2 separate regions of the Homo sapiens genome follow, and region 2 is linked to region 1. Evidence: chromatin loops called from intact Hi-C (ENCODE). Cell type or tissue: dorsolateral prefrontal cortex. All regions are shown on one strand. Links, peaks and the distances in the headings refer to the core of each region. The heading gives the core; the rest is flanking DNA. Region 1 holds the start of SGIP1 (SH3GL interacting endocytic adaptor 1). Region 2 overlaps SGIP1 (SH3GL interacting endocytic adaptor 1).

Region 1 (15,858 bases), core at 5,982-10,981:
TGAGCATTAAAGCACTGCACATGCACGTGTGATAGGCCTGATTACAGCAGAAGCCTCCAAGGCTCCTCCTACCTTTCTCTGCTTCTGTAGTGCCCTCACCTTGAATAGGATCTGTTGACAAGGCCCCTTCTGGACAGTTGCTGACAGGCACAAGGAGCTTATGGGTTTTGAATGGAAAGGATTTGCTAAATAAAGCTTCAATCCAAACTTCACCCCTCCCTTCCAGAGGTCAAGGCACTGAAGTTCTTGGTAGCTATGGCAATTACAAGGTGAACCAATGAATTATTGACATCTTAGGGTTTGCTACTTGACACTTATCCCCAGTTAAATGCGGTTAGAAAATTAAGTTCATGCAATTATATTTTCCAAATGAAAATACAGAGCGAGACAGCTTTTTTTAAAAAAAATAAAAATAAAAGTAGCCATATAATTGAAGATGGTACTGCCTCTGCAGTTCATTGTCAAAGATTGATTATCTCCTAATCTAAACATCAACACATTATCCTTTTGAAATTAAGTATACCAAGAGTCAAGACTCTTTTACTTCTAGGAGTTAATTCTATATAACCTAAGTTCCTCAGCTAATATGACATGTTATGTATTCAAATGTCTTTTATTTCCTTTTGATTTTTTTCCCTCGGTTCTAGCATATGATTTATTTAGTTTGTAATGGTCACTAAAAAGAAGGTAGTGGATACCAGTGAAAAACACTATTTTAGGATGACAATGGCCTTCTTTGGGCTTGACTCTTAAAAGAAATTATGTTATTTTATGATATTCTGATTATTCTCTAACTTCATCCACATCTTTGAACTAAGCTGAACCACTGACCTCTTATTTTGGCTAGTGACCTTGAAAAAGAAAAGAACTTCAGGTCTCACAGAGCTCTTTCAAAGTAAATGATCTTAAATGACTTCACTTCCGTTGTCTCTCACTCTCTAATCCACTTTTGGTACTGTCTGACTTGCACCTCCTTGGCTTTATCTCCTATTTCTAGCATTTCATTTGTTTCTTGCATATGCTTACAAGTCTCAATATTAATGATTTTTGACGTTTAGTACTTCCTGGAATGGACTGAATCATTTAGGACTCCTTTTCAAGTGACAGATAGCCAAGTTGAATTTGCTTGAGCAAAATGGAGAAGTTACTGGTTACTACTATGGACACAATGTCTGTGTCCTGTCAAAAATTCATGCTGAAACTTAATCTCCAATGTAGTAGTACTAAGAGATTGGGACTTTAGGAAGTGATTAGGCCATGAGGGCTCCTCCCTCGTGAATGAGATTAAGGCCTTTATAAAAGAGGCTCCACACAACATTCAGCCCTTTTTCCCTTGCACCGCTTTTGCCATCTGAGATATAGCATTGCCTCTGGAGGATGCAACAACAAGGCACCATCTTGGAAGCAGAGACTAGGCCCTCATCAGACACGCAACCTGCCAGAGCCTTGATCTTGGACTTCCCAGCCACCAGAACTGTGAGAAATAAATTTCTGTTGTTTATAATCTACCCAGTTTATAGCATTTTGTTATAGTAACCAAGCAGACTAAGACATGTATAATATACATACATATGTAAATGTTTATGTACATAATATAGAGATTAACATAATGAAGGTTTAGTTCTCACACATTCAAAGTCTGATGAGGACCAGGCAGCTCTCTGAAATTTGGAAGGGGAAGAAAGGTATGGAGAATATGCAGGATGTTTGTAAAGGCCAGGCCTGAAAAATTCCATTGGCCTTAATTTCGTCATATGACTCCATCCAGCTGCAAGGAAGGCTGACAAATACAGTCTTCCTGTGTATCCAGATGGAGAAAGTGGTGTGATAAGCATGTACCACTGTCTCTGACACAATTTTATTTATTTTTCTTCCTAATATTTTGGCTAGCATCCATAAAATAGTATTAAATATTAAATAACGGTGATGATAAAGAACAATTGTCTTATTTTTTATTTTTATTCTTGATAATGAAAATGTTTTCATTATGTTTCCATTTAAAAAATGGCCTATTTGGGGTCAAGATATGTATTTTCACCATCCTGGGGAAGTTTTATATCTCTTTCTTTGTTAAGATTTATTTATTTCATGAGTGATTTAAGTTGAAATTTATCAAATCTCTTTTTGGCAACTATGAAGACAATTATATGCTTCTTTTTAAAAGCTTAATATTGTAAATTATATTAGTAGACTGTTAATGTTGAATTATTTTTTCTTACTTTTAGAGTAAAGTCTAATATAATATACAATGTTCTTGAAAAGCTCTATTATGTTGGCTGTCATTTATTTCAATTTTTGTATCAATATTCATAAGTAAGATTGAGCTATATTCTATTTTTAATTATTTTTGTCATGTTTTATAATTCATAAGTTGAAGCTTTATGGAGCTTTTTCTCTTTTTCCAGTTTCTTGAGCTGTCAAAATTGCATCGGAGTGATTTGATTCTCCAAAGAGAGAAAGAATTCCACTATGCTTGGGACAGTTGCTGTTGTTGTAGGTTTATGCTTCAAGCACATAGCCACTGGGCTATCAATGTTCAATCTTGGCAGTACCCATTATATCACTGCTTATAGCTATAACATTTTTAAATGTTTAATGAGAATGTTTTTATTACTTCCATGCACTCTTTCTGGCTCTCAGTATGCTCTTTTATCACAGCAATCTGCTCTTATTTATTGCTGCTGTATCTCTGAAATTATATCAAAACTAAAAAACAGATTTTTTGAAAAATGCCTCTCAAGTTCTCCACATTTCCTCTGCCTCGGTGGGGACATTTCCTATGCTTCAGTGAGCTGTAGTTATTTTCCTTCTCTTTTGAAACTGTTGAATTTTCTCATAGATTCAGTGTTACTGCTTATCTTTATCAATGTAGGTCTAGATTAAGCAGTACTCCCAGCTGATATAAATTCCTTCAGCACTCATGTAGCTATGAACACATGGCTCTTGGGATGCTCATAGTCCAATGGGTGAAAAGCATACAAGGGCATGTCTTGTCTTTGGCATAAGTGGGCCAGCACATAGAGTCTTCCCCCCAGGGAAACAGGAGCATGACTACAGGTTCTGCTGGTTTCTCTCTGGATACAATCATATTATGGGTTCTGTTTGCCATAGAAACTTGTGTGTATATATATATAGTATACACACACACACACACACACATATATATACACATATATATACACACATATATACACACATATATATACACATATATATATACACATATATATATACACATATATATACACACATATATATACACATATATATATATACACACACACACATACATAGGCACAGTAGTCAGCATATGACAGTCCAATGTAAGTTTTGGTTTAAAAAAAATCTATCATGAGAACTCATCAACATGGCCCCCAGTGACTGGTTTGAAAAGTGAACAATGATCCAAGCCAGGTCAACCACAGTCCTTCCCTGGAAGTTTTTTGAAGGAGATCTAGCCTAGTAAATCTGTGAAGAGGTGAGCTTAGAGGATGCTAATGGTCAGGCCTGATCATGTGGAGAAAAATTAGTAAGAGAAAAGGAGATGACATGCTGGAAGAGACAGAGAGAGTTCTGAGTACTTGGTTCAGGTAACAAAATTTCCTGGATTGTCCTGGTTCTTGCTTTCCCTCAGCTGTTCAGTTCTTGCTATAATTCTATGAGCTACCTCAATAAATTCCATTTTTGCCCATGTTAGTTGAAGTTGGAGTTCTTTTATTTCAGCCAGGAATAGAGTAACTATGGGAACCCACACACACACAAATATATGTATCTCTTTTTCATCTATATCATCTCATGGAATTCCAATTTTTCAGTCTTGCCAATTTCCAGGACTTGGGCAACATATTTTTCCATCTACATTCACTGAATTACCTCAGTGGGGATAGCAAAAGGGGCAGAGTCAATTGTCATGTTAAGAGCACTACCTTGGAGATACACAAACACATACACAAATCTGGATCCATATTTTAATGCTAATTTTCTTTCCTCCTTTCTTTGTGACTCAATTCTCATTGTCTTCTTTCTCTTTCTAAAATATAAACAAATTTCCCCTTCAACCTAAAATTGGGAGATAGTGAAGAAGCTCAGCTTTTATAGTAGGAATATAATAAGATTTCATTCTGAAACACTATGTAATCAGCCATTACTACCATACAAATGTTATTTTAGAAAAAATGTTGAATGTCTAGTGACTTCAGCAATTTAGTTTTTGGTCTTGGACCAGTCATAAGTACCATATCAGAGCCTGGTATGATCTGGGTTGACATTCACATCCTGAGCTGAACTCCTGAGCAATTCTTGCACTTTGATGCAAGTCAGTTATTTACCCAATCTTTTCCATATACCATTTGACTTTCATTTCAGAATTGCAAAAAGTATTCCATGGTTTTGGAGGCTAGATATTCTCCTTTGCCCTTGCTGGCAAGCAAAAATTATACGATGAAGTGATAAAATTTGAACCACAACCTAAAGTATTGTCTTTGTTCTTGATCAAAACAATTTTTTTTTCAAAAACCTATGAGAGGCCAGGCATGGTGACCCACACCTGTAATCCCAGCACTTTGGGAGGCCGAGGCTAGTGGATCACTTGAGGTCGGGAGACCGAGACCAGCCTGGCCAACATGGTGAAACCCCTTTCTACTAAAAAAAAAAAAAAAAAATCAGGTGGACATGGTGGGGCATGACTGTAATCCCAGCTACTCAGTTGGCTGAGGCAGGAGAATAGCTTGAACCCAGGAGGTGGAGGCTGTAATGAGCCAAGATCTCACCACTGCACTACAGCCTGGGCAACAGAGTGAGACTGTCTCAAAAAAAAAAAAAAAAAAAAAAAAAAAGAAGAAGAAGAAAATAAAAAGAAAAAAACCTATGAGAAAACACCACAATTAGGATAATCTCTTTTGATTACATATTTGAGCAAATTTTATTGAAACAGAACTTCATTCATTGGATGTTCTATTGGATATGCTATTGGTAATAGCATCTTCTTTTTAAAGGATAAAATACACACAACTGATGAAGTTGCGGTGAAGTTTAGCCTTTGGGATTAGCTTTACCACCTTGAAATACACATCCCTTTCTGACAATATCTACAAACTTCTGCTTTTCCTATAAATAGTCATTGACCAAAAGAATCTTTCCATTGACTTGCTGTCTCTAGATAGTTGCTGCAAGTCTAAAAAAACTTGAAGTGTACCCATACCAAACCTATCTGAGAGGATTGCTCTAACACACTGTAAAACTTACATTGGGAGGAAGAAGGCAGGCAGCCTGGGTTTCTCCACCTTTCCCTTACATCCTAACAATGGCCCCCACTCCTGCACCTCAGTGCTTGCACTCACCTCCAGATTTTACATGATACTTTTTTCTTACTTACAACTCCCTATATTCTTTAGAACTACCACTTCAAGCCCATTCCAATTAAGTTCTGAACTCTGAAATTTCACCTCTGTAAAAAAAAAAAAAAAGTCTTTCCTAATTAACCTCATTAGATTTTGATTTCCTACTTAGCAGCCTTTCAGAAATCTCCAACATGTTACATCTTTGGATGCATCACCTGGTCTTTCACTAACTTGTTCTCTGTGCATTTGGTACAACTCCCAGTTGGCTGCAAACTTCTTTGATGCATCTGCCAGCCCTTTGGTAGTAATAATACTAATACTAAAAAGCTAACATGCAGGTCTTATTATGCTCCAGACAAAATGCTAAGTAATTTACTAGCAGAGTATTTGAATACTGTCTGGCACATAGTAAGCCATTAATACAGGTTTGTTATTATTACCATTTATAGCTCAATTAACTTGGCATTATTATTCTCTCCATTTCAGGATAAGAAAACTGTGAGGCACAGAGAATTACATAAATTGCTCAGAGTCACAGAGCTCATTATGTGGCACAAACAAAACTTGGTGCCCATCTATTTGACACGAATACCCATCAATGTTCTTAATCATTACAAAACATTTGCTAAACACACACACACATGCACACACACACACACAAATCAATCCTTTTTGCAATAATACCCCTCCAGTTTTCAGAGCAGTGTAAGTTGTACTCAAGGCAGGTTTTACTTAGGAATTCATTCCCCTTTTAAAATTTAACTGTCTTAGAGACATAAGAAAAAAGTCACAAGTATTTGTATCTCCCTGAAGAATTTCATTTTAAAATTTAGAGGCCACTGAAGTATGTGTCCTTAGGGAGAACAATGGGTTTTTCAAAACTTCTAAATTGCTAAGGAGCTGTGTTTTGCTTTTCAACTATTAATATGCTACTTCAGTCAGTCACCAGTACGTCATATTTGCTTTGGTAGAAAGAGCTAGGCCATGTCCAGGGCTGAGCAATAGAAAAAGTTCATGAGTATATTGCTAATAGAAATGATTAATAATACATTACAGGCTCAACCCTGATCATACCATGCATCTTCTTCCAGTTATTTTGAGTACATTTTCATTGGATGCTCACAATTGCTCTCTATTGTAACAGCTTTTCTCCTGGTCATACTGTGAGATTATACAGGGAGAAATGCCCACTTCTGATGTTGTTTTTCCTGAGTTCTAAAGAAGGCGTTCCCTTTCCTCCCATCTCCTTTCCTTTTTCTCTGCCTTCTCTCTCTCATAGGCTGCCCTGCCCTTTTCTTCCTTCGCTGTCTGAGCTTTCTTGAAGGGAACCAAGGGTCGTAGATCCCCCAGGGCTGGGCCCTTCTGAAAGGCTCCATGGTCTCTGGAGAGCAGTCAGGTGACAGACTGAACCCAACCGGGCCCAGTGACACAACTTCCCACTTAGGCAACTACACAGCCCCCAGATCCCATTCCTGGCAGCTTCAAAACCCTGGGCTCCGCCACAACCAGGCACAACTGCCTCCCTCCAGGTTTCCACTTGGGTGAATGAATAGGCTTGAAGGCGACTCCAGATGCAGGAGGCGCGTCGCGGAGAAACGTGTCATTTAGGAGAAAGTTTGTTTCCTACAGAGACTGCAGTTGGCAGCTGCAGCCCCAGTCGGTTGCGAGAAAAGCTCCCCACCTGGGGAAGCGAGGCCGCTCCCGTGTGCGCTCGGCGGGGAGGACGCGGTGGCGGCGGGACTCGAACTCGGTCGTCGAAGGGCGCCCCGCAGGGTCCCGTCTGTAGCCCGGACGGCGAGCCCAGGTTGGAGTGGGAGGGAGCCGGCGTGCACAGCTGTCTTTGGTCGGGCTCAGGCTTCCGCTCCCTGCCTGCTCCCCTTTCCAGCCTCCCGCCCCAGAAACGATCTCGAGCGTTGCCAGTTTGATTCCAGAGCCCCACTCGGGTGGGTTCTTTTGTTTCTTTGTTTTAATGACAGTTCCCAGCCCTTCAGCATGTCATGCGCAATTAATTCCCTGGCTCTCACGAAGGCAGCTGGGGTGAAATTTCTTCTGCATCATCCTTTTGGGGATGTTTATGATGTGACGTCAGTCGGATTGATTTTTCTCTCTTGAATGAAGGATGGGAGGGGAGAAAGAGAGACGGAGAGAGAGAGAGACGCACAGATGTGCACGGAGGCCACAGACACTGACATTTGGAATTCCTTCAGGGTAAAAGGACACCGGAATGGGAGCTTAGAAGTGTGTTGCTAAGATTTCCGGCTGCACGGAATTATTAAGTTTTTCTTAAAAAAACAAAAAAAGAAAGAAAGAAAGAAAAAGAAAAGAACCCCCTCCGCAGCGAGCCACTTAGGTGCTGCTTTCACGCCAGAGTCCCCTGTTAAGGTGGCAGCCCTTGATAACTAATCTCGGGCACCCAGCCGCTTCTGTAAGCTTAAGGAGACGACGAGGAGGGGCGGGGGAAGTGCGTCACCAGGTGGGGAAGGGGCTGTGTATTTGGTGACAAGCGGGAGGCGATGGGGGTGGAGGGGAATGGGGACGGGAAATAGGTTCTGTGTGCTCTCCGGGGGTATTGTGTCAGGAGATGCAGGCTGGCTACCATGTGACGCGGTCCAAAGCTGAAGGGATTGGCCGAGGCAGCGCAGGCGGTGCAGCTCGGCCAGCTTGCCGTTCCTCTCCCTTTCTCTCAGCATCTTCTTGGTAGCCTGCCTGTAGGTGAAGAAGCACCAGCAGCATCCATGGCCTGTCTTTTGGCTTAACACTTATCTCCTTTGGCTTTGACAGCGGACGGAATAGACCTCAGCAGCGGCGTGGTGAGGACTTAGCTGGGACCTGGAATCGTATCCTCCTGTGTTTTTTCAGACTCCTTGGAAATTAAGGAATGCAATTCTGCCACCATGATGGAAGGTAGGATGCTTTCTGCTATGGTTGACTGGCTTCAGGCAAGGTTTGGGCAGAACAGCATTAAAGAATATGTGCAGCCAGTGTATGTGGCGGTTCTAGAACCTGGTTGCCAATGTTTTGCAAGCAGAAATGCTGCAGTTTGCTTGCAGTGGATCTGGGCTCAGACTAATGGAATCAAACCACAGGGCTGCTGCCTAGCTCAGAACCTACAGAGCTCCCAGCTCCTTTGAGAGAGAAAAGCCTAAAGTGTTTGCAGGGAGCTGAGATGGAGCTAGGAAAGAGCTTGCAGAGCAAATAAGTTGGGCGAGAAGATAAGGTTTTCTGTTCTGGGTTCCTGGGACTACACTGATTAAACATTTACAATGGAAACTTGTTTTCTGAAATTGACATTAGACAGGAGAGGTCATTAACAGAGTTATCCATACAGACATTTTCAGTGAACTGTTTAAAATTGTAAAAATTCTCATAAGGTATTTTTATCTCTGCAGTTTACATCATATTATTGGGATGGGGAGGGCAGCAAATTTGGTCCATAAACTGTAGTTGTATGAGAATGTCATTGCAACAGAATGAAAAATATAAGGAAAATATCCGGGCCTCTTGCCTCCTGATTCGGGGTCTTATCAGGTTAAAAAAGAATTTTGTGCTCCCTAAATGCTTTCCCTGTCCAATGGATTTTAGCCAAGTATCAAATGATTATTTGCTGATGATCTTTTCGCATATTCAATATTGAGTGTAAGGAGGAACTTTCCCTGGAGAGATGCTATTTAAACTATATTTTATTCTGCTAAATTACCCTTCCCAGTCTGACACTGTGACAGCCAAGATTGTCTCCAAAAAGCAGCAAGCTGATCAGGAAAGAAGCAAGCAGCTCTATGCAGGCTTTGATTTTCTGTTTTCACACTATAGGATGGTGCAAAACTCCTGGCCTTTCCTAAGATGACAGGCAGAAATTTGTCCCCAGCCTGGATTTCACAATGCAGAATTGAGTGCATAATGGGTCTCAAATCAGCCATGAAAATGGCAGAGAGGCCACCTCTTAAGCCAAGGTTTGTCCTACGGATTTTAACTATTCCTTAGAAATTTACCAAAATGGAATAAGAGGAGGAAGGTTTCATAAAAACAGCAGTGTAGCCTGTACTTATTTGGCAGAAATGAATTCTTTTTGCTCTCCCTGTCATCATGTCAAACATTGTTAATGTGATTTGGGGGAGTGAAGAATTCTAGAGTCAAAACCCACAGATTTTAGAAGATAGCCTTAAAAGAGAGGTTGGGTATGATTTTGTTATGGAGCTGAGTCTTGTTTGCAAAAGGCTCTCAAGCTAGCCCTTTAAATCCAGGCCTAAATAAATTGAGATTGCTAACACTCTCAGATTAAATCATTTTCATTAATTCAAAATTGATTTAATCTTTGAATAACAAGGCAAGACAGAGTGTTATTTATGCACTTTTCAATTAAAAGCTCATGTGGATTATCTTCTTCAGAAAAAATATCTTGCCTGTAGAGGTACTGTATTTCTCCAGCTCAACTTCATATAGCTTTCTTAAAAATGCATCTGCACACATTCTGATTAGATTTCAGTGTTGCATAGAGAATTGGATGCTCTTTCTTTTCACTTCTTGCCTTGCAAACCATGGCACTAAAGTATCTTCTTTGAAGGTTGTAACGTTTTTTGATGCTCATGAATGATTCTCCTGGTAATATGGTCTATTGTGCCATCCAAGAATGTCAGTTCAAAGCTCTGTGATAAGCTTATCCAGGCTGCCTAAACCAAAATGAGAACTGCAACAAAGACTTGTGCTGGAGCTGAATTAGCACTATTGCTCTGGGTTTGCCAAATTTATCTAATGAACAATGTTATCTTAGCACTGGTATGAATTAGTATGAATTATACTATGGATACAGTTGTCTTTCACCAGATCTTTTGCAAGAGAAATTGGACAGGTGTTCCCACTGGCTTAAATAGCTAAATGAAATTAACATTTATTTCTACCCATAGCTCCTACTTAAATGTTTTTAAGCCTTATTATCTTAATAGTTCGGTGACCTTAGAAAGGCAAATAGGAGTTTAACCAAAAATCAATTTGCTATCAGTTGCCTTCCAACTTAGTTGACAGTCTTTTTGGCAATATACATTCATGTTTCTGGTATTGCATGGCAGAATTTCACCTCTGAATTGCTCTTATTCTGAAGGTGTGGTATATAATTATTATTTCAACTTAACTCATCTCTAGAGATTGCCAGCCTCTGTACATCTACCACAATAACCTTGGAAAGATAAGGAACCTCATAAAAGGCACCCCAAATTTGTCATGGCAGCTCTTCGTTGAAACATTAGTGGACTCTGAGAATGTGCTACCAAACATCTAGTTAAAATCATATTTCTTCTGAACTAGTGTGTCTCACACACACACAGAGTCATCCACCCAAACACATTTCTGGAAAGGAAGAAAACATATATTTGCACTCGTGTGGCTGTACATTTCTATATTGCTAAAGTGTTTTAGTCTGCTGCTCAGAAAAAGCATGGCCATGGCAACTTTTCAAAGGCACTTCTCTACTTTGTGTAAAGCAAGAGTAAACAAATATTCAGCAGAATGGGTCATAGTAAACTACGTTTTGTTTGTGTGGAACAGGATATAGGCTCCATTCATTCAATGCCTATTGGAAATCCATCCAATCATAGATGATAAATGTTACTACCTCCTCAGTGATCCTAATTTTGTGGAAGTCAACGAAATAATTCCCCAGGGACCACAAGCAGGTGATTAGTGGTTTGTGGCTCCATGGTTCTTTTAACATATTTTAATTAAAAAACATATTTTAGGGGACTTGATTTGCTGCTTCCTGCATACTTTATCTTTTGGCAGTGGTTGGCATTGAGTTGTTTCTTTTCTAAAGAAAGCCACATGATCTGGAGCCTTCTGTAGTATAAATATGAAAGGAAAGATGATGAGCAAAGGGAATTATTAACTATGGAGTGTACATATTGGCTAAGCTTACAATGAAGTCTATGTGGTTAGGGCAACTATTCAAGGACTATTTTTTGATATATTATTATTAAAGTTTGAAAATGGCATTCTTTAGCTATCCTTTCTAAGATAACTGGAACTAAGTCAGAGTTTCTTGGGCTATCTGTCTATTTGTGAGGGTGTCTAGAAAGTACTTTCCTTGTTCACGTAGGCCCAACTGAAGGCGTTTTGCGTTTTTAGTTCCATATTCAGGCTCTTAGGTGCTATACTAGAAAGATAAGTTTCTGGGTGCCAATGGTTTCATTTTATATGACAATTTAAAAAATTAACAAGCAAATATTTTTAAGGGCTTACTGGGTTTAATTACAATATTCAGGATAATTTAATATATTTTATTATATTTACTACTCATAATAACCTGAAACTAAGTATATTGTATATACGGTGCTTTTTTCAGTCCTTTTCTACCTTTCAAAAGTAAAAATAATGCATTGAGGCAAAAAAATGGTGGAGTGAAATTTGAACCTACATCCATTTAACCACAAAGCTCATGTTTTTGACCCTCTAGGAACCTCTTAGTTTTGCTTTGCATCAGGTTGGGCATGTTAACCTAATTGAAAAATAGGCTGTAGTGCCTTTGGTTGCATATTCTGTGTCTCTCTGTTTTAAATATGAATATTGACAGAACTATACTCTTTAACTTCTTATTAATGCCTTTTATGTCCAAAATCATTATTTAAAAAATTTTGCATAATTGAAGAGTAACTAAACTTCTGTTGTTGCAATAAACCTTATAAACACTAAGAACTTCTTCTTTTCCTATCTAGAAACAGAGTTTTACTAAAATAACATTTGGAAAATTCTTTGGTTTGGTCAGAAAAGAGCAAGACATCTTGAAGCTGGAGCTGTTCATTTTGTATTTAGTTAAGAAGTTTTAAAGGGAATGCTTCTAATTTTCCTACTGATTCTCTTCTTTAAATGATGAAATTACTTTAGAAAATCTAAACATGCAGATAGAAGATTCCAATATATGTTCCATCACCTGTGTAATTTCTCATCTTCTCCAGTGTTCTGTATCATAAAGAACCTCTTTAGATATATATGTTCCCATCCAAATGTCAGGGGTCATCTTTATACTTCTAAAAAGAATATGGAGTCTTTAAAAAATTAAATTAGATAAACCATACTAGAAGACTCTGGATCATTCTTTCTGTTGGATGTAGCACATACACTATCCATGTTTCAAATAAACAAGGTACAGGAAGTTACCAACTCACAATTTTTATGTTCCTGAAAGTTTGTTTGTGAGCTGGTTACTTGGAACATGTTTTCCCATAGGAATAATGATACAAATAATAGAGTCTCACACAAGTCCATCAAAGGCTATTAACCCAATATCTAGCTAACATGCAAATATTTGCCATAAAATGTGTAAAGAACAGTATGGTTCCCATAGTAATCAAATAGAAGAAAATTATGGCATTAAATGTGTTTTTAATTTTGGATGTTGCTGTTTGAAGGAAAGAAGCTTTAATTGGAGGACAATGAAGAGCTGGAGAAAAAATTAGAAGGTATTTTCAGAATACCATCAAATACTTTAGGTATTTTCAGAAGTTTTAGATACTCATGACACTGGATTTTTCAATTATGTTCAATTTTACCCTCATACTTGTGGCTTATCTTTTCTCAATTCAATTTTATCATACAAACTGCTTTTAAATTATGAGTAAAGTCATGATGTAAACTCACAGACTGAATTAAAAGTGGGAGAGAGAATTTGCTGAGATAATTCTAAAGGAGTTGGAAGAGAGAAAAATGATAAGGGATTATTATGAATTTGGGCTCATGTGTCTGAGTAAGTCCCATTTGGAGAAATTAACTGAATAAGAAAGAGGTCATAGGTAGAACAGAATTGAGGAGCATAGTAAAAGCAGGAAAAAGTACGGTGTGAGGCAGAGGTATTGGGTCTCACAGGTTTGTGTGCTAACTACCAAATGTAGGTGTGGGCACATAATGGCAAGCTTTCCATGGGAGAGAGACTGGGGAAGTGTATTTAGACTTGGGAAGCGATGGGCCTCTATTCTTGGAACTTGTATGTTGGTTAACTACATCTGCAGGATATTAGAAAGATCTGATATTAGAAAGATATTAGGCATCTAGAATTAAATACTTCACATGGCATGACTTCCTTGTTTAAGAAAACTTCTATATCTTCCCATTTCTCTTAAAATCCATAGGCTACAAGACCCTGCATGCTCTGGCCTGCTGTGCCTTTTCAGGCTCATCAAATACTTCACTCACACTGAAAGCCACACTGCCTGCCTCCTCATGTTTAGAATAAACACTTTCATGCCTCAGGGCTTTTTCTTTGCCTAAAACACTCCTTTTGCAGGTCATGGAGTTACCAATTCTCTTGTGGTCCCAGCAAAACTGTCACCTCCTCAGGCAGCCTTTGCTATCATCCTTGTCATCTCAAACATATATCCTGGGCTACTGAGTCCATCTCAGCCCGCTCTCTCTCCTCAGAGCTGTGTTTATGGCTTGTGGTTGCTTTCAGTGCATGGGCTGAATCTCTCACTCAAATGTAAGCTCCACGAAGGCAGAAATCTGGTCTACCATTTTCATCTCTGTATCCTTAGCTCTTGGCACACTATAAATACTTAACATGTTTATTAATTGAATAAGTGAACAAAACTAGATATAAATGGCTCAGATAACTGTATACTATTCATTATTAGGTATTATTTTGGGCATTATGATGGACGTAAGAAAAAAATGCTCAAATATGTATTCTCACTGGAGAAATAAAATCAATAAACATGAAACAATTAGGAAATAAGACAATATTCTGCAGTGATAAATTGTGAGAAATAGATAATATATATTGAGATGCAAAAAAAAAAGAAATAGTTCATTTGAAAATATGTACTTGAGCTTGAATTGTTTTGGTGATGAGCTCCTAGGAAATGATTTCATAATGAAAAGAGGCACATTGTAGCACCACCATTCAAAGAATTCCCAGAGTCAGTTTTGTCAGTATGCTGGATGCTTTTTTTCTTTTCTCTCTTCCTTTGCCTTCCTTGCATTTCTGCCTTTCCTTTCTCTACTTTTCTCATTCTTCCATCCCACCTTTCCCTTCCTGGGTTCTCATTCCTTTTCTCTGGTTTATGACCAAGCCTGAAAATGGTGGCTTATAAAGCCAGCAGGTTCGACTTGGAATGTGGGAAAGTATTTTTAAATAAATGAGTGAATGTAAACGAGTGTAATGTTGTTCGGTGTATTTGTGTGTACAGTGGCAATGTCATGGAATATGAGATTTTTCAGATGCAAATTACTCCTGATTGAAGAATTTGTTAATCTTAGGAGCTCAATGTGTTAGCTGATTTTATGCAGTTGGGCTTTTTGGTTGAAAGAACATGAACCCAGAAGTCAGACTTGAGTTTGAGTCTAAGTGTTGTGACTGCCTGGCTGTATGCCATGAGAAAGTTACTTTACATTCCTGGGCTCTGTTTCCTTGCAAACAAAATGAGATAATTGATGTGCCATACCTCTAGAACTTCCAGCTCTAACAGTCTCTGGCATTTTCTGAATGATTAGGATTCCTCACATCTACTCCCTCCAAGGTTTGAATTCTAATGACTGACTCCTTTTCCTCTCACCTCAGAATATATTCATCCCTGACACACAAATAATTCAAATGCATTACTATCTACCTTTTATTAGTTTAATTTTTCTCTATGTTGTTTATTCTGCATCCACAATTTACTTTTGCCTCTTTGCTGTACTGGAACACAAAAAGTGCATTTATGGCAACCCTCTTCTGCAACTCCTAGTCTGGAACTGTTTATTTATTCATCAAATATTCTGTATCGAATGCACACTAGGCATTATTCTAAGTGCTATAAGCTCAGTAGTGAACAAAACAGATTAAAATGTCTGCCCATGTGGGCATCCTTTTGCAGAAGTCAGTCAGCATGAGTTTATGTGATCCATGGATCAAGTGACAGGTGAGCATTCAGAAGTCTAGCATTCAGATACCCGTTCTGTGAATGTCTTGTGACAGTGCCCCTTGGGCTCATTCTTCTCACACATTTAATAAGTGAATGAGTGTCATGTCCTTGTCTTAGCTCACCATTCCAAGCCCAAAGTTACAGCTGAGAGCTCAGCAACAACTCTAGGCTTGAACATTTTCACAGAAAAGATGTAAATGCCATGAAAGTGTCATTCCAGGATCAAAATTACACATCTACTCACATGTTTTTTGGTGTATACCAAAAACTTTCATTTTTATTTTTGGTTCATATCCACTTCTGTTATGTGTCAGGACTAGTGGTTTAGGATTTTTGAAAGCTTGTGTGGAGTTACCTGTGTTTCTTCTCTTTAACAAACAATTTAAGGAGGAAAATACTGAGCTCATTTAGGGCATTGTCAAAGATTATGTGACATTTGCACATGCTTAAAAGTTTTAAAAATGCTTTATTCATCTAACAGATACACCTGGAGTGTTTCTGATATCTCAGTTGCTGTACTAGGCACAATGAAATGGCAGCAAAACACAAGGCAACAATGTCCCCCTTCTTCAGAAGCATGGAGTCTAGTATATGATACCACATTAGCATGTACATATTTTATTCGTGCAATGTCT
Region 2 (15,858 bases), core at 6,653-11,652, 110 kb after region 1:
AGATTTTAGTTTAAAATTTCCAAAGGGTTATAAAAAACAGTGAGTAAAATCCCAATTTAAAATTTGGAAAACACAGTAGTTTTCATTTACTCCATTTAAGAAAACTCTTAGGTATTTCCAAATGACTTCTTGAATGTCTGGGGCCAATTTTTAAATTAACCATATAGACTTTATGGACTGACATCTGAATATACTTTTAAAGAGTGATCACACATAAAAGATGTGTGTTACCTGTTTCATCGACAAAGGACAGGAATTCAAATTTTAAAAAGAATCTACTATCTATAAAGAAGCCTTTGGCTATAATAGAAATATCACCACATAAATTGAGTAGTCATTTCTTAGGATAAGCACTGTCTCAATAACATCAGGAATTTGGCAGAAACTTGATCTGTAGGAGCCAGTGTATTTGACCAAAGGACATTGAGTCGGGGATGCTGACCCTAGCCCAAACTCTGTAGTACCTATAGCCGTGTTGTACATTATGGTAGCCACATGTGACTATTTAATTAAAATTCAGTTCCTCAGTTGCACTTGACACATTTCAAGTACTTCATAGCCACTTGTGGCTAGTGGCTACCATCTTGGATAGCACACAGGTAGAATATTGCCATCTTCACAGATATTTCTATTGGGCCGTGCTGTTCTATAGAATTATTTACAAAGTGAGTCAGGTCTACCACAGTGGAGAAAAGATAATATTTAGGCAGTACGTCATGTACCTTTAACACGCCCCACCCAAGGATCATTACCTGGCCATGAGCTGACCTTGAAAGCCAGAGGCATTCCCAATGGAAACTGAGAATTTTGATGAATGTATAATTGAACTTAACTGTCACTATATTTATCTATTTAGCCCATCATGTTATCTAAGAACAGATAATGTATGCCTAACCAAAGTAAAATACCTATGAAGACATGATTAGCGTCACTGTGAGTCTCAGTTATCTTTAAATAATAATCATATTCAAGTTATAGAAGTTACTTATGTTAAGGTAGGATTTTTGAATTTTAAGAAATACAAAAAAAAAGGAAAAGGTAAAAATCTATATAATTACAATTCCAAGAGAAAAATCGTTGTTTATATGTTGGTGCCTAACTGATATTTCCTTTACTCTTAAGCCTGGTTTTTAAGTGGTGTTTCCCCACTTCACTGATATTCTTCCTTGCTTCTTCTTCTTGAAAGTTTTCCATTTGAAAATCAATAGACTCATTATCTTCACTATTACTAGTACTACAGTTGCACCTTTCTCAATGGTTAAACCAACAAAGAATTGTTTTTTTCTTGGGTTTGAGCCAGAAGAATTCCATCCAGGCTCTGGCCTAACTTTAACTTGATAATTTTCACTTGGGAAACCAAAGATATTTGTAAGAATCCACTGGCATAACTGAGACCAAATTCCTCTAATAAAGCCGTGTGTGTGTGTGTTTGTGTGTGTGTGTGTGTGTGTGTGTGTGTGTGTGTTGAATATCTGCCAAAAATAATGTATTGTTATGATTTGTTGTTTGTTTTTAGTATTCGTTTTTAAAGTGTCCCTATTTTTGAAGAAAAAATTTCTACAAGTTTTGTTTTCCCTTTATCTCAATCTTCCTTTGGTTTTCATGCAAACTGGGAAATTTTCACTCTGCCTAGATCGTCAAATTTAGAACTCAGCTTTCTTTCTACAGTATTAGATATATGTTGTCAGGAAGGAAAGAAAAACAAGTATATATATATATCTGTGTGTGTGTATAGGTATCTGTGTATGTCTATTTATATATATGCATGTGTGTGTATGTATGTGTGTATGTATATATGTGTGTACATATACATACACACATATATACATACACACATACATACACACAAATATATATATATATAAACTGTTTAGCTGAACATATAAGCCATCTTGGTTTTTAAGGGCCTTAGTTACGAAGATGAGATTATCATGGAAGCAAACTGTAGAACTTTGAAAATTTTGAACTCAGTAATTTATCTAATCTGTGGTTTTGGGTAACAATCCTAGATCACAAAATTCATGAGTTTACTTTTCTGGAATCTGCTTAGTCCTTTTGATCTCCTATCAATATAAATTAAATGTCTATATTGAACTTGTTTATTATACATACTTTCTAAGAAGGAGTGGAGCACTTTGCAAAGAAGTCATATACAAACAGACTGGTAAAGCAGAAATTAAAAGAGAAAGTAAATATGATAAAGAGAAAATAGGAGCCCTGTCTATTCCCAAGTGAGAGAATAATTTTTATTAAGTGGTACATTATGTAATGGACCAGTTCTCAACAGTGGCTTCGTAACGTACACATAGGCAGAGTTCGTATGACAGGTTTTACAAAGACCTTTGTTCAAAGTAGAAAAAATACCACTGAAGCACTAATTCAATGAAGGCAATTATATGGGAAGATTAAAATGATGTAGTCTGCATACAAATAATCTATGTCAGAAGTGGGACAAAGAGGGAGATGGTCACAGACCTTATGTCCATGGATGCTTGTCTGTGGAGGCATGGCCCAGTTCTTATATTTGTAAATTCTAGTGCAGTGGTAGTATATTGGAAGAAAGAGGGGATGAACACATTATCTATTTCTTGTGCATTATTCACCCTTGCCAAAGCCCTGCTAGTCCATAGAATGCCCAGTCAATATTCACTGTTATTCAATGATAACGATTATTCTGGGTTATCTAGTGATCCTATGTGCACACATAAAAATCTAATTTCTCCACCCATTTGTCAAATTGGGTATTAGTTGTTTACATTGCAGTTCAAGTGGCCTTTATTTGTTGTTGCAAAATTAGAGGTCCTGTGTCCAAGCCTCATGCGTCACCATTTGATGTGTGTTGTTCTGAGATCTGCTATGCGCAGTGACATACCCTTGCTCCATGTGCTAAATATAAGAATGTTGAATGAACCCTCCTTTACCAACGTGATTTGTGTTTGTCGTTTGCTCACAAGACATAGAAAATCTTGGCAATATCTATTTGGGTGATGCCACATCTTTGCTCAAGTGCTTGTGGCCATGTGTCATGGTTGTACTAGGGGACAAAGAAAACTTTAAGAAGAGAGTAGTGCTGATATCCAGTAAACTTGCAATGATGCGTGCTCATGGAGGCACAGATCACATGGGTGACAAAAATCCACCATTAATCCTCAAATTCTATTTTTAAAATTTGATAAGAAAAGCCATTTGAAAAAAACATTATTTTTAATAACTAGGAACTGAATGAACTGATTTAGAGCTGACTTACTCTGTGTTTTATCAAGGGGGTAGTTACAAAAAAATTGAGTGCTAAAATGCTAAAAGACTAGTTAATGACTTGGATGAGTACTCTTTGAATATGTTGTAACTAATTGTATATAATAGCAGCATGGAGGTAAAAGTGTTACCATTTAAAATACATATATACACGGCTATATCTCCTGTAGATTTAGAGGATTCCATTACAATAAAGGTGCTGCTAATTCTTCAGTAATTGAATAAAATTTGAACAGTTCATCGTTAATATCCCTGTGCCTCAGTATCCTACAATCTTTTGTGAAATAAGTACATATGCCCTTTTATGCAGTGTCACAGCAGCTAGATTTACCATTCCATTACACAAATGTGGCTCCTTAATAAACTGCTCTAATATGTCTTTCCAGTGCTGGATTTTGATAGCTTTTGCTAAATGCAGATAAGAGTTAAATGTTCTTTGTCCCTTTGTTTTTATTCAAATGTTTTCCTTCTAAATTCATTTTCAAATTTATTACAGAAGAAAAGCAATGGGGCACCAAATGGATTTTATGCGGAAATTGATTGGGAAAGATATGTGAGTATCAGAAGAGTGTTTCTCTTTATTAAGTATTTTACAGTTTAAAAATGAGTTGAGGCATTCTTATAATAGGACTTAGAAATAAGCGAAATGCTCTCCATGTCATTAGGAAGTGTCTGGCATATTTAGGATGGGGCTAAGAACAATAGAGTCTGTCAGAACTGGGTTTAAGATCTTGTCCAAGCTTGTCTAACTTTATGAGATTTTTTGTGATTTATTTATTTATTTTAGCTGATCAGCTATTGTTAATGTTAATGTATTTTATGTGTGGCCCAAGACGATTCTTCTTCTTCCAATGTGGCCTAGGGAAGCCAAAAGATTGGACACCCTGATCTAGCCCCCACACATATCAGCTGTGTGTGGCCTTGGAGTAGTTATTTGCTGGGTAGCAAAAAAGAAGTCAGTAGTTACCACGTGTCATTGTTGCAAGGATTCAAGGAGCTAATTATTTGCAAAACATTTCAGTAACCTGCCTAGCCTGTAGTATTTGTTCAAAAAATGCTTTTTTAATATTAAATCTGGGTGTTTCAGCCCTGGTTCTACTTCTTAGAAGCTTTCAGAATAGAGGCAAGTCAACCTGATTTTGGCAGGAAAGGCTTCAGGGAGGATGTGACCTCTGGGCAAAGGCCTAACATATACATAGAGGCTAACAGGCTGAACATTTGGGGGAAGAGAATTGCAGGCAGGGGGAACAGAGTTGATGAGGTCCCTGAAATGAGACAGTGCTTGAAGCACCCAAATCACAAATGTTGGGAAGGAGAGAACATGTGGCTGAGAGGGGATCAATGGAAGATAATTACAAATGCGAAGCTAGAGAGAGGGGCAGGAGCCAGCCCTGCTGGGCCTTATTGGCTACACAGAGGCACTTGACTTTTGTTCTAAATGCAGCGAGAAGCCAGGGACGGGTTTTTAGCAGGTAAGTTACCTCAGTACACTTGTATTAAAAAAAAAAAAAGCAACTCTGAGAACTGAAGAAGGAGGAAAAGAGGAAGACCACAATAAATGCTCAAAAAAATGGTGAGTTTCAGACATAGAAAGAAAAATACTGTATGATCTTGCTTATACGCAGAATCTAAAAAGAAGCCAAATATGGGAGGCTGAGGCACGAGAATTGCTTGAACCCGGGAGGCAGAGGTTGCAGTGAGCTGAGATCGCACCACTGCACTCCAGCCTGAGCAACACAGAGACTTTGTCTTAAAAAAGAAAAAGAAGTCAAATACATAGAAACAGTAGAAAAGTAGTCAGCAGGGATAGAAAGAGAAAGGAAATGGAAGAAGTAGGTCAAAGAGTACAAATTTGCAGTAAGGTGAGATGAAGTCTAGATATCTAATGTACTAAAAATTTGCTAAGAGTTTAAGTGCTCTTATACACACACACATAAAAAGGGCAACTATGGAAGGTAACAGAAATGTAAATTTAACCGTAGTAGTCATTTTGCTATGTATATGCATATCAAAACATATTGTACACCTTAAATATAGACAATAAAAAAGATTTTTTTAATGGGGGCTTTTTCCATGGTATGTAGACCCTCTTCTTTCTCCATGGTTATGGCATTTTTACTGCTTTATTAACTCCCAAAACTAACTCTCCAACTCTGCCTTCTCTCACTGACAGACCTATAACCTCAACTTCAACAGGGCCACCTACAAATGCTTCATCTTCCTCCCCTCTAGGACATAGGGTATAGTCTGAAACACCTGGGATCAAAACCTAGATCTGACATTTGTTGGGTGTGTTTCCTTGAGAAATGGCGTCTGATTTCTCTTATTTTCCCCCTTGATAAATGGGATAATTCTTTTCACATATGCTTGTTATGTGGCTCAGTGAGGTAAAATATGGGTCACAATGCTTACCATATAATAAGAATCCAAATATGATCATTCTAATCCCAACAATGCAAACTGCCTTTTTATGTTTTCAGCTTCTTTCCAAAAAATGTTAGTTGTCTGCTGTTAGAATTAGTTCAACTGGGAGTACCAGCACTCTCCCACAATTTGAGGGTAGAAATCTTGGATTCCTCTTTAACCTTCCCTCTGCTTTTTCTCCTATGGCTGACTGATCTGTTACCAAGAACCAGCAATCCATCCTTTCAAACATCCTTGATTCATCCCATCCCACCAATAACTCTATCCATATCCTTAGCACATCTTGCCTGAATCGATGCACATGTTTTAAATTAGTTTTTCTTTCTCCAGTTCTTCTGCCCCAAGGCTATCCTGGAACATACTTCCAGAACTCCTTAAGATTCTGCTTTCAGTATGCACCACCCTAGCTGAGAAGCTGCAGTAGCTACCTCAAGTCCAAACTCTTCCCCTGGCCTGTTGGCCTCCGTAGTCTCATCTCCCCATCTCCCGCTGTGCAGCTTCTTCTCCAGCCATGTCATCCTTGCTGTTGCCCCTCTGTTTCCCCATCTGAGTCACCCAGTGTCCACTCCCATCTTGGTGTCTCTGAACAGGCTCTTCCTTACCACCTAGAAGGAGCTCCTACTCTGCCCTCTCCTGTCTGTCCTGAAAGACCCATAAAGACCTCCCTGATTCTTTTAAACCTCACTAATTTCCTTTTCTTGGAACCCTGTCTAACACAGGTGTTTTGTGTTTTGTATTTTCTTTTTAATTTTTACCTACCGAAACACACTTCAATTTCCCTGAGGACAAATAATCTACATTTCTTATCACCCATGTTGCTTAGCACAGTCCTTGGCTTACAGGAAATGCATGTTAAATTCTGCTTGAATGCTTTCTTTCATTGACAGTTGATTCCTCCTCGTTTATTTTCCCAGTAGGAGGACTCTCCAAGTATCCTTGAGTAAATATCTAAACATATTGCTCAGAATTCACTTCCAAAAGTAAAAACTTCATCTCCTAAAAGAAAAGACTTTTCTATATCCTTAAATAGAAGACTCTAGAAAAAAAATAATTTCTTGATCACTGTTAGGATAATAATTACTTCATGTGCACTTGTGTTTTATAGAACTCACCTGAGCTGGATGAAGAAGGCTACAGCATCAGACCCGAGGAACCCGGCTATATCCTTTCTTTATTTTTTTATTTTAATTTTCATTCACTCTCAGAAAACAGTAGGATAAATTCAGATTTTACAAAAGTAATAAAATAACCGAATCTTCACAAGTCCTGTTATCCCTAATATTAGAGATGAATAAACAGCACTGAGAACACCCTGAGCTCTAGCAAGCAGGCATTTTGCCTTAATCTATTCATAGAAAAGAGAGAGGAGAAAGAGAAAAACGTGCTAAAAAAACGCTAATCCCTGATATGACTGTCATTTACAGTGACTAGAAAATAGCTCTTACTGTCCTCTCCCTACAATTCAACTCTGGGCAAAGCATGTCACACTGATGCATTTAAAACTCATCGAGGATCATTCATAAAGCAGCCTTCCTCTCTCTGTAGATGAGTAAGCTCACATGTGCTTGTCTGTGTGTGCTGAGTATGACACAACAAATGGTCAACTGCAGCAAAAATGTAGGATATTAGAACCATTGCTTCTTGAAATTCACCATCCTTGATCATGTTCTGAGGAAAGGTGAATAAATTCTAACCCCTTCCTCCTTTACTTTTGTATGTTTTGCTTTGATTTTCTGCCATCTAAGGATACTTTTGCTGTCTCTATATGCAATTGCTCTTGTCTTGGAGTCGTTGCCTCCCAGTAGAAGAAAGAGTTATGTATCTTTAACTGTGTTCTACCTACCAAAGGAAAGCACTTTTATTCTTCAAGTGAATCGGAAGAAGAAGAAGAATCACATAAGAAATTTAATATCAAGATTAAACCATTGCAATCTAAAGACATTCTTAAGAATGCTGCAACTGTAGATGAATTGAAGGCATCAATAGGCAACATCGCACTTTCCCCATCACCAGTGGTGAGTGTTGTGTGTGTGTGTGTTAAGCTTTAGTGAGATTGAACAGGGCTATGTTCTGCCTATATGCATTAAGTCAATCAGAAACTCCTTAAATTGAAGCCTGCATATGGTCACCATATCATGAATTCTATAAATCTAAGAAGCTCATTCTAGCTTGAGAAAATTGTACTTATTTTATATTGCAGTCCTTGTGCTTTTCAAAAAGGTGAAAAATATATGGAACCACATTTTCTTTTGACTTATTTTCCTGCAAGCATTTTAAAAAGAAAAAAAAATAAAAAGATTATCCAGAATTATCTCTCATGCAGACTTAGCAACTAGAAACAACATGAAGTTCACAGATTTGCTAACAGTGATTTTTAAAAACACATCTTAGTTTCCTTTTTTATGATACACCACATGAAAATACGTGGAAGGAAACTGGTTATTTTTTGTATTGCTATGCTCTAAAACCAAAAACTAATCCAAATCATAGTCTAAATCAAATTTAAAACTCATATCCTTCATTCTATTGTATTATCAAATTGACTTAAATAATCTCATCTTTAAGGTACCTCAGATATAAGTATTGTCCTATTTATATTGTTCAAGTAGGTATTTTCCTACAGACAAGCTAAGATTTGGGGTAAAAAAAAAAAAGAGATTATTTTTGCACAATTTGCACTTTCATTCCCCAATTCCCAGCTACTAAGTTTCTTTAATTGCTGAATTCTGGGTTCCAACATGTACAGCCTTTTCTCTGTTTGATAAATGCCACCATTGTTTTCTAAAAATGGTTGTGAGGAACAGATGAAGGCTCTCAAACTGGCAGCTAATGTGTTCTTGGCATCTTCTTTAGAGAGATGTGATCTCGTACAGCATTCCCCCTGAACAGAGCAGTTAATAAATGCTGAACCATTTTCGAGATGCTTCAGGAAACATCTCAACTAACCTTTCTAAATGAATTGTAATCATCCATCTTTTGAGAATAAACTTTTGCCTCCCTGGGATGAAAAGTGTCTATAATGACGCTTTCTTTAGTGTTTAATGCTTATAATGGACTTGATCACTACTGTTGGTAACAACCAAAATGATTGCTAAGAGAAACTAACCACAGTAAATAATATTTAAGGTGATTTTTAATCATATACTCCCCTGCTACTTTAAGATGTCTTCTTGAAAAGGGAAGCATGAAATGTATTAGTTTTCTTTTCCTTCTATAATGGAAGGTGCAGATTTTAAAGTTACATATTGGCCTGTGAGTTCTAGTAATGGTGGTATTTTAAAAGCACACTCTTTCACTTTTCAGTGGCATCTTTCAAATTATTTTTCACTTACTGAATAATATTTTTTACTGAAAATCTCCTTAAATGTCTAAAACCAGTTTACAGCCATGTCTGTGCAGTTTATTTTATTCACTTCTCTGAGTTTGTTCTCTGTGTAATAAACTGGCCCTTTGGAAGCTACCTGGGGTAAGTAAAAGAAGGCAAGTTCAGAGGATTAAGTGAACACATTTATGTGAAAGCAAATGTACCGGCACAGTCCCAGAAACATAGTGGATGTTTGCCGGAATGTAGCTGAATCCAGGAAGGAAGAGATTCCCTCTTTTGAATGGAATATGTATGCCTAAGTTTTCTGGTAGCTATTCCTCCAACCAGATACATTGCTAAGGATGCAGCAAAATGTGGTGGTTTACTCTAAGCTCTTCTCAACATCTATTTTTAAGGAAATATATTGACATGATGTGGTTAAGATTCTGATGAAAAAATGTTAAGGGAAGCAGAGTGAAAACTAGATGGAGACACCCAGAGAGAGTGACCTCGGAGTTACTCTGTTTCTGCAAACCAACAACGCCACAGACCAAGGGACCCTCAGCTCCCATTCCTGCACCCACACCTCCAGTTTGTTCCCTGTAATGTGAGAACCTGGATCTCCTATTTTTGTGATTCCTAAATATTTATAATTTTTCATAGTTGGTGTGGAAGAGTGAGCTGTTACTACTTTAGGAAAAGGTGAGCAGGTTTCTGGATGTACATGAGTTTAAAGAGAGGTTGTAACTGAAAACATATTCTTGGCTTTAGAATCTTTGCCCTCTCCTTGATAACCCGTGTGTAAATATAGATAGATATAGATATAGATAGTTTTGTTGTTGTTGTTGTTTAGACAGAGTCTTGCTCCGTTGCTCAGGCTGGAGTGCAATGGTATGATGTCGGCTGACTGCAACCTCCACCTCACGGGTTCAAGTGAGTCTCTTGCCTCAGCCTCCCAAGTAGCTGGGATTACAGGCACGTGCCACCATGCCTGGCTACTTTTGGTATTTTCAGTAGAGACAGTGTTTCACCACATTGGCCAGGCTGGTCTCGAATTGCTGACCTCAGGTGATTCGTCCGCCTTAGCTTCCCAAAGTGCTGGGATTACAGGTGTGAGCCACCGCACCCAGCCATGTACATATATTTTATAAATGACATATGCAGCACTTCCTCTCCAGAGCCAGATAAGCAGAAATAACCTAAAATCCAGCTGGTGCCATGATCAAAATGACAATGATTTTGGACTTTCATGTCTCCAGCCAAAAGAGCAGACAATTATACATCTATACTTTCTTCAGGCACTAAAAAGGAAATAGGGTCTACACAAGTTAATGATATATCAGAATATTTTATTTAAACTATGGTTTTTATACTACAAAAGCATCAATCATTACATTAATAGAAATGAGGAAATTTCAAATAATAAATTATTCATAACAATGGTTTACGTTGGACTTCTGATTTATGTTTCTTTTGAAGTTTTTAAGATAAAGTCGTGCCTCACTTATTCTTTTCATTTATTTGTTAATATGTATCCATGAACTATAACCAATTTGATCTCTTTTATCATGAATTGGTTTTATTATACTTGAATAGTTTCGCTATATATATTGGGCGGTCAAATTAACGAATGAAATGAAATGGGAGGAATGAATGAATCATATAATTATATGTATATACAATATAAACTTATCTGAAATTTACTTCTCAAGACAAAGTGTCAGAAGCAAGACAAATCAAGATTTTAATTGCTGGCAACAATCCTATTGTACAGTTAGACAAATAAACAAAATTTTAGTCCAGATTTTGCCTTAGCCCTTGATTTTGATATAGAAATAAAATATAATGTTGGCCAGGACAAGGCAGAGCACCAAAAAGGCAGAAGGCTAATGCAGGAGTTAACTCACAGGTAAAGGATAATAATTCTTTTTCTTATCATGTTCCAGCCTGCTGATAAGATACCAAGCTTACAGGGCAAAGAATGAACATCACCCAGGTTTGCCATCTGGTCAGGTTGATTTGGCATCTGTGTAAGTTAGAATATTTGTTAAGCTGTTTTAACAGAGACCAAAATAATAATGGCTTAAACAATATAGGTGGTTTCTTTCTCTCCCAAGTGAAAGTCAAAGCTGATAGACAGTCCAGAGGTAAAAGAGTCTTACTCCAGTGGTCATTCAGAAACCCAGGAATTTTCTGCATTATTGCTTCTCGTTTCCTAGAGTAGCACTGCTGCCTTACCACTGCAAGTACTTCCATGCACCAGCCTTGGGATGGAGGAAAGAATAAATAAAAAGCAAGTGGTTTTCTTTAAGAGTTTAACTCAGAAGTTGCGCGCATCACTACCACCCAGATCCCACTGCCACAATTTAATCACATGGACACATTCACTGCAAGGGAGTCTGGAAAATGTAGTGTTTTGCTAGATAAACATGTAGTAGCCAGCTAACATTCGGGGTTTTATTACTAAAAGACAAAAGAACAAATGGCTATTGGTGGACTTTGACAGTTTCTTCCACTGGGTCCTGAATTATATTGTATCTGCATCTTAAGGTTAGAATTAAGTAATCTCAGATTATTTCAGAGAGTTCATTAGGAAACGGGATTTCTTCCCATATATGTTTTAAAATATTCCCAGTACCTATTAAATCCAGAATGTTCTAAAATAATTTTCTAATCACTAATTTATAAATACTAGTGATACCGTGCTGCTTGTTAGCTAACAACAGGTTGAACAGAGACACTCCAGTGTCCCTCTGTTTATGCAGGTTCACTGTTTTTTAAGGCAGGCTGTTCCATTGCTGAAAGAAAAGTCTTCCTTTTATTAAACCAAATATGTAATTTTGTCCTTGATTGTAGTTGTACTCTTTAAAGGATGAACAAATGGTAAAGCCCCTTCTTTTACCAGTGAGTTTTCAATGAAGCAGAATGACTCCAACTCCAAGTTCAGTGTGCAAGATGTTTTTTAAGGAGTGACCTTGGACTTAATACCTGTGATGTGGGGTGGGCAGAGGGAGAAGTTGAGCTGCTTTACACAACGAACAACAGCCTGAGCTGATCCCAGGGAAACTCAGGAACTAGTAGGAGCCTTCAGAGTTAGTGTGAGTTTGGCTAAGATGAATAACCTTGATACTGCTCAACCAGTCAGTGCTCTGATGTGGGCCACACTAGGAAGGGGCATGCCCTTGGGTTAGGTAGCTCTCTGCAGTTGAGGCAGATCCTGAGGTGCTGACAGTTGAAGGCTGCCAATAGCCCTCCCAGCAACTGGTGCAAGGAAACCTTCTGAAGAAGATTCTGCATGGTGCATTTTGGTGTCCATCCCAAATTCTCTGTTCTTGACATAAGGCCTAGTGTGTCATTGCCATTCAATTAATGCTTGCAAGTGAGTGAGTGAGTGAGTGAACAAATACATGAATGGAACCAGGCTAAGGACACAGAACCATGGCATGTCACCACCCTCCAGTTTTACAACCATCCACTGATAACACCCTTCAGCCTCCTTTGTTCACCACACAATGATTCTCCTAACTGTGCCCTAATCCTGGGCACATATTTTCATTCTTTTTTTCCAGAACAACACTGCGTTTGAGAGACCTGGGGTGTCTATGGCATTGCCTAGACCTACCAGGCCAGAAACCCTATCAGAGAGAGTGATAGGTTCAGTTTGCCCTGTTTCTTTGCGCTGGCACCTAGGGTTATCACCTTCTTTTCCAAGTGCTTTCTGGCTATCTGTTTAAATATTTTGTTCTAGAATTTTGGGTTAATCACAAGCCAGTGTGTAGTAACAGAAGGCACATATCACATAGATTCAGATTGTCCTGGGCCCCAGCCCAGGTCGACCACTTTCTACCTGTGTAACCTTAGACAAGCCCCATAACTGTTCTGATCCTCCATTTCTGCCACTGTAAAGGAAGGATGATAAGAATCCTTAAGGACTTTTTGTGCAGAAGATCCTAATAACAGTACATGATGTGTAATTGGTACTCTGCAATTGTTCATTTCTTCATTACTTAACCTAGATTCTTTTAAAAAAACCACTTCTCCTTTTTTGAGGGTCATGCTCTGCTTCCCCATGTTCAGCCTTCTGACCTAACAGCATACTGTGTTTTCATGTCCTGGGTTAAAATGTATCTACATCTCGAGGCTAGAATTCTGTTAAAGCAGCTTGGAATTCTCTTGCCTGTCTCAGACTTTAATTCTGAGCCAAATCTGATCTGCCTTTTAGAGGAACTACTTTTAAGTTAGTTTTCTCCATCTTGGACAATTATGGTTGATTTCTCTTTAAACACAAACAGAAACTTTGTACATACCCCCTGAAGGAACTGAGGTACAGTGGGAAAAGTGCCAGCCCTGACCTCAGCCTCTTGCTAGCAGTACTGCTTAGGTAAGGTACTTAAACCTCAGTGAGAGTCTCAGTTTCTTTCTGTCTGAAATGGGACAAACAAACAGCTACCTTACAGGGTGGTTGTTGCCATGGTCATCTCTTTCTGCTAGTGCAGTGTAAAGACCACTCTCCCTAAAGGAGGAGATAGAGACAGATGCAACACGAACAGTTCTGTGGTTTGCTTGCCTTTACACCACACTCTTTACATTTAGGGTAGAAGCAAACCTCCATTATATCATACAAGAAAAGGCTTTGTTCTTAAAGAGTAAAATAATTTTTGAAGGAGGCTAAATAAAATAATCAGTGCAGGAATTAATTATAAGGAAATATGACTTCACACACACACATGCACACACACAAAAAAAATAACCAAAGTCAGAATTCAACATACAATTGAATTGAATTGAATACAATTCCCTTTAAGATAATTTGAGGGAAAAAGAAATGACACTTACTCCAATGATGTCCCAATTACTCAAACAAGAGGGTTCTACCTCCTTTTAGTTGATGACTTTTGGTATGTTGAAAACCCAGTGCCTTGGTTTCTTCATCTATTAATGGGGTGACTCCCATACCTACTTCATTGGGCTATTTTGAGGGTTGAATGATTTAATGTATGTAAAGTACTCCTAATAGAAGCTACATGTAAAGATTGTCTCATTGCTATAGAGCCTAGGGCACATTTTAAAGAATATCATTAATAGTGATAAATAACTCAAATTTCCAAAAGTAATTTAGAGCCAAGACCAGTAATTAATTACCCATTAATTACCCAAAGCATCAAACTGGGAAAAGGTGTTTTTTGTGATGCCTTTTGAAGACAATTCCAGAAGGAAGTATCCCTAAATTGTTTTGAGTACCATCAACATCCCCTGAATACATATGGTACTTCTTCGGGAGACTTATTGAAGGCTAACATTCACAATGGCACACTTCATTGTGCATCATGGATAATTGACTTTATTTCTAACTCCCCCTTCAAATCATTTCACAAAATATATGTTGAGCACCTTCCATGTAGCAGGCACTGAGAGCTAATACCAGAAATACTGAACAGTCTGAGAAAACAACATCTAGTAGCAACCAGAAGCTGAAATTTTTCTTGTGGTTCAAACGCTTGCCTGTCTTCACTTCAGTTTCCTGATTGGTTTTCTGCAGCCCACATTCCCCCTGGCCTCCATTTCTAGGTCTCCTGGCTTGCTCACCCTTCCTAGGGTCTCAGATACGGACATCTCCATTCCTTCCAAATCCCACACGGAGCACTGTCTGACACATCTGCACCATGTGCTGTGCTCAGCAGGTACCTTAAAACCTGTGGCTCCCATGGCTTTTGTGGGAGTGAGAAGACAAATGCTATGGTTTAATCTTTGATGTGATCTTTTCCTTTTATAATGTGCTCCCATGGATTCCTTTATTTTTGTTTTTCAGAGAGCCAATAATCCCTTCTGGCTTACCTTGAGAAGGTGTCTTTTAACTACAAGCATTTTGTTCCTTACTGATTAAGATACTGTGCTCTGGAGTAAGTCAGAACTAAGTTTGCATTCTGACTTTCCGTTTATTATCCATGTAGCCCTGAGCAAATTGCTTAACTCTTTAAGCCTCAGTCAAGGCTTAATCGAGTGTAAAATAAGGTTAATAATACTGCCCACTTCATAGGATATTTGTAAGAATTAAGGAATGCATATAAGGTGCTTAGTACTTTGTAAGTAAATTTATGTAAGGTCTAAAAGAGGTGCTTAGTAAATGATAGCTATTATTAATCAGGATAACAATAAAATATCAAAGTCATCCTTTAAGCTCATTGATGACTTTGAGAACTTATCATGGTGATGAATTTGGTAGTGGCAGCTGTGAACACGAGTGCTGTGTGTCACATACATTAATTCATTCATGCTCCCAACAACCTGTGAGATCAGTACTATTGATATCCCCACTTTACAGATGAGAAAGTTGAGACATTGAGGGATTTATTATCTCACTCGAAGCATCACAGCTAGTAACTGAAGTTGCTGGGATTTAAACTCAGAAAGTTCTGTTTCTAATTGAGAACTCTTAACCACTATATTACACTAGTTTTGATGAAAGCCATTGACTCTCTTTCTAGAAAAAAAAGTTCACTAGCTCATTCAAAATATTTTACATACAATTTCTGAATGCTCACATGAAATAAACTCTTTGAAGGATATCGATGGATGCTCAAAGGGCCCATAATCCCAGCCCAAAGGGCCCACCTCACAGACTTTCTCCCCACTGAGTTCATCCACATCCACCCATAGAAGACCATCCAGTCTTCTATGGTACAGCACTTCCTATATTGTACCACATGACAGGAGAGCGAGGCTGAGTTGACACCTTGCCAGGTCAGGCTTAAATGCTGTTGTGTGATATGTGATTTCTCATTTATTAAAATTATCTTATTATATATGCAGATTGTTTGCACTTTTGTTTTAAATGTTAAGGAATGATGTCCATTTTATATGGCTCATTTATTTCA

Evidence for each region. A loop is a pair of places that touch in the nucleus more often than their neighbours do. Peaks named below come from ENCODE experiments on the same cell type or tissue, not always from the same donor. Only the 100,000 strongest peaks of a DNase experiment are listed, where the experiment ranks them.
Region 2: it touches region 1 in a loop (10-fold over the local background); 3 of 110 quality-filtered maps call a loop at or near these places.

The regions. Positions count from the first base shown.
Region 1 is chr1:66,526,126-66,541,983 of GRCh38, forward strand. It overlaps SGIP1 (SH3GL interacting endocytic adaptor 1), which reads left to right and starts at 8,028. Exons shown (of 25, transcript NM_032291.4): 1 at 8,028-8,243. The coding sequence starts at 8,234. In dorsolateral prefrontal cortex, for the core only: no CTCF peak of the experiment used is centred there; DNase peaks (open chromatin) are centred at 6,936 and 7,946; H3K4me3 peaks cover 4,503 bases; H3K27ac peaks cover 5,000 bases.
Region 2 is chr1:66,636,026-66,651,883 of GRCh38, forward strand. It overlaps SGIP1 (SH3GL interacting endocytic adaptor 1), which reads left to right. Exons shown (of 25, transcript NM_032291.4): 5 at 3,752-3,808; 6 at 6,785-6,839; 7 at 7,519-7,694. Among named protein-coding and RNA genes, the nearest start is that of MIR3117, 16 kb to the left of the region's middle. RefSeq lists an enhancer at 13,110-13,279. In dorsolateral prefrontal cortex, for the core only: a CTCF peak has its summit at 8,648; no DNase peak of the experiment used is centred there; H3K4me3 peaks cover 524 bases.